Regions from separate parts of the Homo sapiens genome. Here regions 2 and 3 are each linked to region 1. The links are chromatin contacts, found by Hi-C or POLR2A ChIA-PET in ENCODE. All regions are on one chromosome and are shown on one strand. Each heading gives the region's core, a stretch centred on a gene start or an enhancer-like site at or near the end of the contact. The rest is flanking DNA. Distances are from core to core; before and after follow the strand shown. Region 1 holds the start of KRT5 (keratin 5). Region 2 overlaps LOC124902934 (a long non-coding RNA gene). Region 3 holds the start of LINC02874 (long intergenic non-protein coding RNA 2874).

Region 1 (3,973 bases), core at 1,474-3,973:
TGGTGTCTGTGAAGGGCTTCTCCATGTATGAAATGCTGACCAGGTCCTACATTCCCTGCACAGCTCTGCGAGAGAGGTCAGGGCAGCCAGCTTACTGTCCTTTCTCTGATGGGGAGAGCAGCAGGGCGGGCCCTGCACTGTCTTCTGCTGACAAGGAAAGCAGCACCCAGAGGAGAAGCTGAGCAACATGTCCCACCAAGCCTGGGAACTGCCTCTGTGGGGTGCCCAGCAGGAAAGCTCCCTGGTGAGCCTAACACAATCCCTCCCTTCCTGCCACAGTGAAATTCCAGGCTGGGGTGGGACTCTCCCGAGCTGCAGTGGTGCTGGTGCCTGGCTCCCCACCAGGAGCGGCTCCATTATTTATACCTGTCCAGGTCTGGCATTGAGGGAGGGGCTGCCCTGCCTGCTCATGGGAGGATTCCCACGAAGCTCGGATAGAAGAGTGCTGCTGCTTCTCCCATGGAGCACCCACATGCTCCCTGCTCCCATGGAGCACCACACACTCACCGTTGGTCCCTGGCACATGGATCTGAGCTTGGCACACTCTAGCAATCCTCAGACTAGCCAGAACGCATTCCTGCTCTGCCAAGTCCTCTTTCTTCACAACACAGCTGGGAGGAGAATGAATGGGGAGAAGAGAATGTCCCAGTGTCTCAGGAGGGGTGGGGCTTCCCTGAGGGCAGTGAGGTCTGTACCCGGGACCTGTGAGTGTATGTGGTGGTGGGGATATACCCCGATATCGATCTTTGAGTGGAGCAGGAGCATCCCACTACGAGTCCTCAGACACTTGCTTCAGGCTTGGATCTGTTCTGTTCTATCAGGAGCCGAGGGTCCCCTGGTATGTCTCAGGCCTCCAGGACACTCACATCTGTTCTCCAGAAAGCAACCAAATGTGAAAATGGTGAGCTCAGCACAATTCATCTCTGAGGGTCTCAGAAATGCTCCAGCCAGGGAGGCCACCCAAACCATTTTGCTCAAGACCTGTAAGACCGGCTCCGGCCATTGGTCTGTCTGCCGAGATTGACCTGTCAGCTGCTTGCTCATCGCAGCCCTCTGGTGAGAAGTCACTGTTTCAGCTGATCCTCAGCACCAGGGAGTCATTTTCCCACTGCCTTGGCTTCCTTGTGGCCAACCGCAGGCCCTGGTGAGAGATTCCTGAGCCTGGGTCTGGTCCTGTTCTTCTACTCTTGAGAATATAGCCCCTCCTCCCTGAGGCTTTGAAGCCATCCCCATTGCATTCCTACCTCCAGCCTCGGGCCACAGGGCGCCCCCGAAACTCTGAACAGCCCAAGCACTGTCCTGCCTGAGAGCCCTGCTTCTATTTGGGGGACGGCAGAGAGGTGGCCCCACTCAGATCTGCTGCCAAAAAGAGTGGGTGTGGTTTAGAACAGACGTGTGTTAAAACCTCATCAGAAACCCCCTTTCCTCCACCTGGTGCCACAACCCCCCAGACAAGTTTTGCAGAGGGGATCTCAAAGGGCCCTCCCTAAAGCAGCTGGCAGATTGTCATGCCAGCTGCCTGGGCCCACAGGCCTGCTCTGGCTAGCCTTTCTGGCAGGACAATCCATAGACTTAGAATCCCGTTTTCCATTGCCTTGGCCCTGAAGGAGGCTGTGGGCTACAGCATAGAGAAAGCAGAGCAAGTCCCGCTGCTTGGAACAGGGTGGTTCGCCGTTATAACAGGCCGTCAGACTCTCAACATGTTCCTGATGAGATTAGAAGCTCCTGCAGGTATGTGTTTGTGGCGGCCTTCAGCCTGTATCAACACATACGATGACTCATTTCTTCCCTAGTGGAATAGAGCTTGCTGGAACACACCTGGGGGGCTGGGGAACCGGCAGAGTAGCTACCCCCAAAGAGAGACGCTATAGCCCATGAGTCTCAGGGTTTTTTTTTAAGGGATTGCATGGGATCCCCGGGTTTCCTAAACCCCCCACAGAGTCCTGCCCAGGCCAAAGAGCAAGGAAAAGGTCAAAGGGCAGAAAAAATGCTGAGTTAGGAGGAGCTATGGAAGGATAAACCTGGCCTTAAAGAGGTCAAAGTGGTTTATAGGGGGCGCTGAGGGCTTCCCACATTCTCTGGCCTAAACCTTGCAGGCAGATCTGCCCAGTGGGCTCTGGGATAGCTGTGCCTTCCCTAAGAAAAAAATTGTGCAGAAAAGGATGAAACTCTATTTTCCCTCTAGCACATAACCAAGAATATAAGGCTACAGATTGCCTTTCCCAGAGGGGAAAACCCTGCAGCAACCTGCTGCCTGGAAAAGTGTAAGAGCAGATCACTGGGGAATCGTTTGCCCCCCGCTGATGGACAGCTTCCCCAAGCTGGAAGGGCAGGTGCTCAGCATGTACCGTACTGGGATGGTTGTCAATACTCCTGGTCCTGTAAGAGTCCCCAGGACACTGGCCATGCCAATGCCCCCTCAGTTCCTGGCATCCTTTTTGGGCTGCTCACAGCCCCCAGCCTCTATGGTGAAGACATACTTGCTAGCAGCGTCACCAACTTGCTGCCAAGAGATCAGTGCTGCAAGGCAAGGTTATTTCTAACTGAGCAGAGCCTGCCAGGAAGAAAGCGTTTGCACCCCACACCACTGTGCAGGTGTGACCGGTGAGCTCACAGCTGCCCCCCAGGCATGCCCAGCCCACTTAATCATTCACAGCTCGACAGCTCTCTCGCCCAGCCCAGTTCTGGAAGGGATAAAAAGGGGGCATCACCGTTCCTGGGTAACAGAGCCACCTTCTGCGTCCTGCTGAGCTCTGTTCTCTCCAGCACCTCCCAACCCACTAGTGCCTGGTTCTCTTGCTCCACCAGGAACAAGCCACCATGTCTCGCCAGTCAAGTGTGTCCTTCCGGAGCGGGGGCAGTCGTAGCTTCAGCACCGCCTCTGCCATCACCCCGTCTGTCTCCCGCACCAGCTTCACCTCCGTGTCCCGGTCCGGGGGTGGCGGTGGTGGTGGCTTCGGCAGGGTCAGCCTTGCGGGTGCTTGTGGAGTGGGTGGCTATGGCAGCCGGAGCCTCTACAACCTGGGGGGCTCCAAGAGGATATCCATCAGCACTAGTGGTGGCAGCTTCAGGAACCGGTTTGGTGCTGGTGCTGGAGGCGGCTATGGCTTTGGAGGTGGTGCCGGTAGTGGATTTGGTTTCGGCGGTGGAGCTGGTGGTGGCTTTGGGCTCGGTGGCGGAGCTGGCTTTGGAGGTGGCTTCGGTGGCCCTGGCTTTCCTGTCTGCCCTCCTGGAGGTATCCAAGAGGTCACTGTCAACCAGAGTCTCCTGACTCCCCTCAACCTGCAAATCGACCCCAGCATCCAGAGGGTGAGGACCGAGGAGCGCGAGCAGATCAAGACCCTCAACAATAAGTTTGCCTCCTTCATCGACAAGGTGAGCTACGATCTTTTGTAAAAAATCACTGTGGGTCTGAAATAAATGCCAAAGAGAGAGAAAGAAGGAAGATGTTTTGGCTTTGTGCAAATACTTTTATAGTTGTACAGTTCTGTGTTTCCGTTTGTTTCTGTGCCCTGGATTTGTGGACACGTTCTGAATTAGACTGGCAGCTGGGAAGGGAGAATTATTTCTTCCCATTCAGAGGTTAGCTCACAAGGGCCTCTTAACAACTGTTGGACAGAGAGATGAATTTCATGCCATATATAAAGGGGCTGACTGTACAGGAAGGTAGACAAGTGCATGGGCAGCAGCCTGAGTGCCTTTGCAGCCACCCCTGAGCCGGGACACACTCCAAGCAGCACTCCTAGTGCTTTCTGTGCCCTGGATAGGTGTCCTATCTCCCCCTGGAAAAGTGAGTTTGGGTGCCTCAGTCTGCACCTCCCCTCCTGGGGCCCAGGGCCAGGCACAGTGCACAGAAAAGCTTTAGAGGGACGGAAAGAGGTGGGAGGCACCTTAGTGAGTTGATCATAGAACATGAAATCCAAGTTTCTCTATCTTCAAACCCTGCTCCCCTCCAGGTGCGGTTCCTGGAGCA
Region 2 (3,973 bases), core at 874-3,373, 490 kb after region 1:
AACATGGTGAAACCCCGTCTCTACTAAAAATACAAAATTAGCTGGGCGTGGTGGCGGGCACCTGTAATCCCAGCTACTCCGGAGGCTGAGGTAGGAGAATTGCTTGAACCCAGGAGACGGAAATTGCAGTGAGCCGAAGGTTGCAGTGAGCTGAGATTGCGTCACTGCGCTCCAGCCTGGGCAACAGAGCGAGACTCCGTCTCAAAAAAAAAAAAAAAAAAATTAACCATCACAACCATAAAGAGAAAATGAAATGGAGGATGTCAGTGAGATATTTAACAGGCAGCTGTAATTTTCGCAAGGGATGGATAAGAGAAAGCTTCTCCAAGGAAGTAGCTTTTTTATTTGTTTGTTTGTTTGTTTTGAGACGGAGTCTCACTCTGTCACCCAGGCTGGAGTGCAGTAGCATGATCTCGGCTCACTGCAACCTCTGCCTCCCAGGTTCAAGCCATTCTCCTACCTCAGCCTCATGAGTAGCTGGGATTACAGGCGCATGCCACCAAACCTGGCTAATTTTTGTATTTTTAGTAGAGATGGGGTTTCACCATGTGGGCCAGGCTGGTCTCACACTCCTGACCTCATGTGATCTGCCCGCCTCGGCCTCCCAAAGTGTTGAGATTACAGGCGTGAGCCACTGTGCCTGGCGGGAAGTAGCTTTTAAACTGAGGGAAGGCTGGGCACCACTGGAGGCTCATGCCTGTAATCTCAGCACTTTGGGAGGCCGAGATGGGAGGATCATTTGAGCTCAGGAGTTTGAGACCAGCCTGGGCAACGTAAGGGAGACTTTGTTTCTACTAAAAGTAATAATAATAATTAAAAAATAGCCTGCTTGGTGTTACGGGACTATGGTCCCAGCTACTTCAGGGCGGAGGTGAGAGAATCACTTGAGCCCAGGAGTCTGAGGCTGTAGCGAGCTGTGACAGCACCACTGCACTCCAGCCTGGGCGACAGAGTGAGACCCTATCTCAAAATAAATAAACTGAGGGGAGTTTGTCGGTGGAGAGTTAGGGGAAAGGGATAAGTTGCAGGGAGAGGAAACAGTAATGAAAGAGTGCCAGCTTGTTAGAGCAGCAGAGTAAGGCAAGTGGCTGGAGGCCAGTGACTAAGGGGGACAGAGCTGGGGATGCGCGAGAGGAGCACTCAGCCCAATCCACAGGCCCTTGTGCCAGACTCTGTGCCGATGACTTTTTTCCTTTGTCTCTTCTTTCAGCAGCCATCTAAGGTGGGCACTATTTTAGTATTGAGGAAACTGAGGCTCTAAAAGGTTAAGTAGGCCAGGTGTGGTGGCTCGCGCCTGTAATCCCAGCACTTTGGGAGGCCAAGGCAGGCGGATCACATGAGGTCAGGAGTTCGAGACCAGACTGGCCAACATAATGAAACCCCGTCTCTACTAAAAATACAAAAATTAGCCCAGCATGGTGGCCTATGCCTGTAATCCCAGCTACTCAGGAGGCTGAGGCAGGAGAACCACTTGAACCTGAGAGGTGGAGGTTGCAGTTAGCGAAGATTGCACCACTACACTCCAACCTGGGCAGCAGAGCAAGACTCCGTCTCAAAAAATAATACAAAATAAAAAATAAATAAAAGGTTAAGTAAACATGTCCAGTGTCACACAGCTGAGAAGTAGCAGAGCATGGATTTGCATCCAGACCAGTGTGGCCTCAAAGTCCTTACACTGAGCTGCTATGTTATTGCTTCCCAGAGAAGTTGAGCTACCCAGAGGTGAAGGGATTTGCCCTTCATTTCATGGCTTGCTGCAGAGCTGGGACCCCCGCCTCAGAGAGTTCTGTAGATACTGTGAAGGGAGACAGGGCCTAAGGAAGGGGAGAGGGACAGGGAGGGCGGAGAAAATGCCCCTGCAGCAGCATTCCCTGAAGACCTTGCCTGTGCCCACACCCTGCCCATGTCTTTGTGCCTTTGTGTGCAAGAGTCCTTCTTGCCCAAGCTGGAACTTAGGGTTTGCTGGGGTAGAAAGATGCAGAAGTTTATAAGTGTCCACTTCTAGGGGTGTGCTGCTGGCCAGCAGCCACCGCCCTGAGGGCTGTAGGAGGGCTGGCCACTGGGGCAGCCCAGATTAGCTGGATTTTGTGTGCTGTGCCTGTTGCTAAGTAACGCTGCTCCTGCTCTCACCAGGGGAGCCAGCTCTGGTTACCGGTGACAACCCTCAAGGGAGAGTGCCTGGAGAGACATGAGGCAGGCGGGAGGGAACTGAAGGAAGCCAAGCCCTTCCCCACACAGGTTTATATGGCAGAGGGGTAGGTATTCCTTAGCTCTCTGGTGTTCTGTCTTGTGTGTGTGTGGTTTTTGTTTTTTGAGACAGGGTCTCATTCTGTTGCCCAGGCTTGAATGCAGTGATGCAACCATAGCTCATTGCAGCCTCAGCCTCCCTGGCTCAAGTGATCCTCCCACTTTTGCCTCCCAAGTAGCTGGGACTACAGGTGTATGCCACCATGCCTGGCTAATTTTTGTATGTTTTGTAGAGACGGGGTTTCACTCTGTTGCCCAGGCTGGTCTCAAACTCCTGAGCTCAAGCAATCCACCCACCTCAGCCTCCCAAAATGTTGGATTACAGGTGTGGGCCACCACACCGGCCGTCTCTGGAGTACATTAGGGGCCTGTTTCCCCTGTGCCTTGGCCATGGGCTCAGAACTGCAGGACCCACAGGCACACAAGGAGGGTGCAAAGTCATGGGCAGGGTCTGGGCACAGGCAGGGTCTTCAGGGAATGCTGCTGCAGGCGTTTGGAGGGGAATTCTGCCCCCACATCTGAGCACCAAGGAGAGAGGTGGAGTGTGTGTGCATGTATGCGTCCCTCCTGTCATTGGACAGGCAATCTGTGGTCAGGCAGATGGGGCAACTCACTCACTTTCCACTGCTCTTTTAGAAAATGTCCCACACTTCTCCAGCTGGGGGCTTCCCACCTGTCAGAAGGTCCTGGAATCAGAGTAAACAGGTCCTAGCTCCCTGGGAGTGCCTATTATGCCTATTCCACTAAAGGATTTGGGGAATACTAGAGAGATAATTTCACTTAAAGCATTAATATTTTTAGGGAGAAGTTGAATTTTGGTCTTTTTGTTTTTGTTTTTGTTTTTGTTTTTTAAAATGGAGTCTCGCTTTGTCACCCAGGCTGGAGTGCAGTGGCACCATCTTGGCTCACTGCAACCTCCGCTTCCCGGGTTCAAGTAATTCTCTGCTTCAGCCTCCCAAGTAGCTGGGATTACAAGCGCCCACCACCACGCCCAGCTAATTTTTGTATTTTTAGTAGAGACGGGGTTTCACCATCTTGGCCAGGCTGGTCTTGAACTCCTGACCTCGTAATCCACCCACCTCGGCCTCCCAAAGTGCTGGGATTACAGGCATGAGCTACCGCGCCTGGCCTGGTCTTTTTGTCTTTTAAGCAGGTATCTTTTTTGTTTTTTTGTTTTGTTTGAGACGGAGTCTTGCTCTGTCACGAGGCTGGAGTGCAGTGGCTCAATCTCAGCTCACTGCAACCTCCGCCTCCTGGGTTCAAGCAAGTCTCCTGCCTCAGCCTCCCAAGTTGCTGGGACTACAGGCATGAGCCACCACGCCCAGCTAATTTTTGTATTTTTAGTAAAGACGGGGTTTCACTATGTTGGCCAGGATGGTCTCGATCACTTGACCTCATGATCTGCCTGCATCAGCCTCCCAAAGTGCTGGGATTACAGGCGTGAGCCACTGCTCCCGGCCCCTTAAGCAGGTATCTTAAAGGCACAGAATTGGCATGGCCATAATCATTCATACTTCTCTCTTCTTTTTTTTTTTTTTTTTTTTTTTTTTTGGAGACAGGGTCTCACTTTGTCACCCAGACTGGAGTGTAGTGGCACAATCTTGGCTCACTGCAGCCTCAACCTCCTGGGCTCAAGCGATCCTCCCATCTCAAACTCCCGAGTAGCTGGGACTAAAGGCACATGCCACCACGCCCGGCTAATTTTTGTATTTTTTGTAGAGACAGG
Region 3 (3,973 bases), core at 407-2,906, 310 kb after region 1:
CCATTCCTACTAAAAAATACAAAAAATCAGCTGGGTGTGGTGGCACAATCCTATAATCCCAGCTACTTGGGAGGCTGAGGCATGAGAATCGCTTGAATCTGGGAGGCAGAGATTGCAGTGAGCCGAGATCGTGCCACTGCACTCCAGCCTGGGCGACAGACTGAGACTCTGTCTCAAAAAAAAAATACAGAGAGAGGGTCTCACTATGTTGCCAAGGCTGGTCTCCAACTCCTGGACTCAAGCAATCTTCCTGCCTCAACTTCCCAAAGCTCTAGGATTACAGGTGTGAGCCACCTCACCCAGCCTCACCGTTTCTTCATTCATTCCTCCATCCCACATTTATCAACGGCTTCCTCTCCTCTGCTTCATGGCCAGTCAGTCCCAGAGGGCAGACTTTGGGAAGCCCACCAGCTCTCCTGAAGGAGTCAGGCTTGCCTGGGAAAGGGGGCACTTGCACCCCAAGTCCACCAAGGCAGAGACAGGTATCCCTACTCCCTGCAACCCTCTCTCAGCCAGCGGGTGGGGCTAGCGTGGCCTCCATGGCTGCAGAGGGGTCTCTGGCCTGGACTGCAGCATGGTCTTGGCAGCACACTCCTGCACCCAGTAGGTGCTTCGGGAGGCATCCTTGCTGTCCCCTGGCATCAGCCCTGCAGTGGGTGAGCAGGTGAGGTGGCAGGAGCAAGGAGATCACCTCTCATTCCTGTGGTTTCAGGTGCCTGGCTGATGTCAGGCCTGAGTGATGTGGCAGTGGGGGCAGGGGGTCACTGTGTCTGGGGCCTGAATGGGGGCTGAGGCTTTTCCTTAAAAGTTCATAAATCACTAAATATGTCCCCTTTCAGCACAGCCACACCCTGGGCCTGTGAGGATGCATCTCCTCATGCAGACACAGACAGCTTTCCTCAGGCCCTGCTCACTGCTCACATGTGCCTTTATGGTGCCACAGGGATATGGTCTCATATCCCTCACACGTGCAGTGAATACACACATGTGCACATAACTCACACAGGCAGATAGTCCCTCTTGGGCACACAGGTGCATGCTACAAGCAGCCTTGTGTAAGTGCCCACAGCCCCCTCCCACCTCACACATGTCCACGTGGCTTCATGCTATTCCGGTGCCCACTGGTGTCCCCAGGCACAGAGAAGCACACACTTGGCAGGGCACTTAAGCTTCTCCAAGCACTCAGGGAAACACATGACTTTGTGCTATCGCACATGCTCCCAAATGTACACACTCACAAATATGCAAAGTCTGCAGGAGCCTGAATTCCATCACACACCTGCACAGTCATGTGCACTCAGCACTCACACATACACTGCGGTTCCCAGGGGTGGTGCTCACTCAAGGCAGAAGGTACACACTCAAATCATGCACACACACCAGATGCGCACGTGCATGCATGAACAACAGACTATGCCCAGGTGTCCACACAGCATTCGCACGTTCATGCCCACCAGTAGACTTGTAAGCGGGACCTTCAGGACATCAGGAACGAGAGTACAGCAGGGAGGGAACTGCAGCTGGCAGGATGCTGCAATCCCCAGCCTCACCTCTGGGAGCCGCTGTCGGGTCTGCAGCCAAGCCCTTGGCTTGGAAGGGCAGGAGCCTGCCTGAGGCACAATCCCACTGGCCTGAGCCAGCAGGTGGCACAGCTCAGGCTGGACCCAGCCAGCCTCAAGGAGGGAAGAGAGGGACATCATGGTGGCGCTGGACTCCCTGCAGGGTATGGGATGAACTCTGCTGCTCAGATGGGCAGGGGCTGCAAGAAGGAAGAATGGGCAGCTTGAACTCAGGGAGGCGGGTCTGTGGTGGGGCAAGTGGATGGAATAGAACTGGAGGGTGGAGGAGGAGATGGGAAATGGAAGGGCAGGGGGTTAAGGAAGAAATAAAGGAGGCAGAGGGAAGGACTGCGGGGAGGGAGACGAAAAGGTTGAGGATAGGAGGGGAGTGAGAGAGAAGAGAAGCAGAGAAGAAAAAGTGAGGAGAGAAGAGGGGCCAGACCGGGACAGAGCAGTGCAGGGCTGTGAGGAAGGAGGTAGAGGGATGGGCACGCCCTGCACCACCAGCCACCTAGCCTCCCTGTCCTGCCAGCTCCATACCCCGTCAGGAAAGACAGGCCAGGGCTCTGCTGCCCTGTGCCTCCTCCCTTCTCCAGACCCAGGATGTCGGCATCCCTGGATTTTGAGATCCAAAAGGCAGGGCTCAACTTACCCCACATGGAAGACAGTGACTCACACAGATGAGCCTGCTAGAGCACCTTTTCCAGGAGCAGAGACCCACAAGGGTGGACGGGGGCTTGCTTTCCCCTCTCCTGGGGCTGGCAGGAACACCCCACTCTTACCCCAACTCACAGTGATCGCCGGAGGGTGGTGCACTCTGCTCCAGCACCTGCCACCTGCCTAACACGCACTTGGGGACAGCTTCCAATAGGATGCAAGTGGCAGACAAAGGTACCCCAGGAGGGCAGGTGGGGGAGGGTGAGAAGCACTGGGGAATGGGCACCCCTCATCTCCCACAGGCTCAGCGGCTCCCTCAGGACAAGGAGAAAGCTGGGAACCCTAAGACAGAACTGGAGGTTCTCGTTGCCTAAATCTCTCCTGGCTTGCTGCACATGGAACCCATTTCTTCCCATTCAGGGCTCTGCAGAGGCAGAAGATGAACAGTAAGATGCAAAGATCTGGCAACCTTCAGAGCTGGGTGAGTCCTGGGGTCCTCACCCCATTACGCCTAAGCTACAACCCCATATTCCCTGTCCTCCCAGCCCTGGGGGCCCTGGTCCCACTACGCAGGGGTGGCTCAAAAGCCCAATGAGCTGGAAGGGTCTGAGAGAGCACCCCATGTCACAGGGGAGGTGAGGCAGCCTTGGACCTGGGATCTTGTTTGCGGCTCTTTATCATGGACACACTCCTAGAACTCCCCAGTCCCTCCACCTCCTCCTGAAGTACTCCAAGAGCTGGTCAACACCGAGAGCCCACCTCAGGCTGTGGCACGGCTCTTGGTGGGGCCTGGTGGGTCATGGGCTTGCCTCTCCCATAACTCAGGGCCCAGTTGGAGACACCGTGACTGTTCACTAATCAGACACCTGAGTGTGTAGGAGAAAGGCCTTGCCCACTCTATTCTTCAGATGAGAACACTGAGGCTCGGCGAGGCGACAAGTCTTTCTGAGGGCCAGTGGAGCAGACCAGCCTGGGAGGCCTAAGGGAAGTGCTGGCAGAGCTGAAGCCGCGGTTCCCCTGCCTGGTCTTGCAGTCCAGCCCTCCACCTCACCCTTCCCCCTCCCTCAGCCCTGCCCTGGGCTCCAAACTCCGACCTGATGGAGTCCCCACACCCTCTCACCTGGGCAGGCCCACCTCAGACTGCCTGCTCTAGACCCACACACCCCATCCCCTCCTCCCTCTGCAGGAGCATGCCCCTGCCATCACTCCCTTGCTCCATGAAACCCAAAGGCAGACCCCTCGCAATCCTCCCCATTCCCATAGCACTGCAGCCCCTGCATCTGACCACATCCCTTCCTGCTTAAAACTCTTCAACAGCTCCCAGCTTCCCTTGGAACAGAAAGCTCACTCCTCATGTCAGCATTCAAGAGCCCCGCATACTTTTCTGGCTTCATCTCCAGCCACTGTCACCCCCTACCATCACCTCCACACGACCCTCTTAACACCCTGGTCTGCTTTCCAAACACACAACTGCTTGCATGTCCCTGGCTCAGCCTACAGGGCCAGCTATGTCTCACCCTTACAAAACTTCACACGGCCATTCTAGAGAGGCCAAGTGCACCCCTCAGGGCTCCCGTAGCCCCCAGGCTTCCTCCCTTCCTGGTGCGTATCCTCTGTGTGCTTGTCTGAATCCTCCTCTAAACTGTAACCTCTCTGCAGGCAGGGGCCCAGCCAACCTTGCCAAATGATTGTCCTCTGCACCCAGCACACCCGTGAACCCCTAGTAGGTGTTAAAGAAACACTGTCTAACATTAGGC

The links. A loop is a pair of places that touch in the nucleus more often than their neighbours do. ChIA-PET counts read pairs that join two places held with the same protein, here RNA polymerase II (POLR2A). Pooled maps may share reads with other maps.
Region 2: POLR2A ChIA-PET joins it to region 1 with 10 read pairs in GM10248. The contact joins the enhancer-like site here to the promoter of KRT5 in region 1. POLR2A ChIA-PET finds 5 or more read pairs at or near these places in 3 of 52 experiments (GM10248, activated CD8-positive, alpha-beta memory T cell and naive thymus-derived CD4-positive, alpha-beta T cell).
Region 3: a map of PC-9 shows a loop between it and region 1 (8-fold over the local background). The contact joins the promoter of LINC02874 here to the promoter of KRT5 in region 1. A Hi-C loop is called at or near these places in 1 of 168 maps with a recorded cell type or tissue (PC-9) and 1 of 50 pooled maps. POLR2A ChIA-PET finds 5 or more read pairs at or near these places in 2 of 52 experiments (MCF 10A and activated T-cell).

Annotation. Positions count from the first base shown.
Region 1 is chr12:52,519,144-52,523,116 of GRCh38, reverse strand. KRT5 (keratin 5) reads left to right here and starts at 2,723. Exons shown (of 9, transcript NM_000424.4): 1 at 2,723-3,375; 2 at 3,957-3,973. The coding sequence starts at 2,821. RefSeq lists enhancers at 1-816, 3,636-3,973.
Region 2 is chr12:52,028,028-52,032,000 of GRCh38, reverse strand. All of the region lies in intron 1 of LOC124902934 (a long non-coding RNA gene), which reads right to left. It also overlaps a transcript of NR4A1 not described here. Among named protein-coding and RNA genes, the nearest start is that of NR4A1, 21 kb to the left of the region's middle. Within about 2 kb of position 2,123, at least 7 of the 41 ENCODE cell types and tissues checked have a DNase peak (open chromatin) inside an H3K27ac peak, as active enhancers do.
Region 3 is chr12:52,211,266-52,215,238 of GRCh38, reverse strand. It overlaps LINC02874 (long intergenic non-protein coding RNA 2874), which reads left to right and starts at 1,656. Exons shown (of 3, transcript NR_164133.1): 1 at 1,656-1,723; 2 at 2,637-2,697. It overlaps LINC00592 (long intergenic non-protein coding RNA 592), which reads right to left. Exons shown (of 5, transcript NR_027358.2): 2 at 3,083-3,195; 3 at 2,212-2,640. RefSeq lists an enhancer at 1,231-1,792.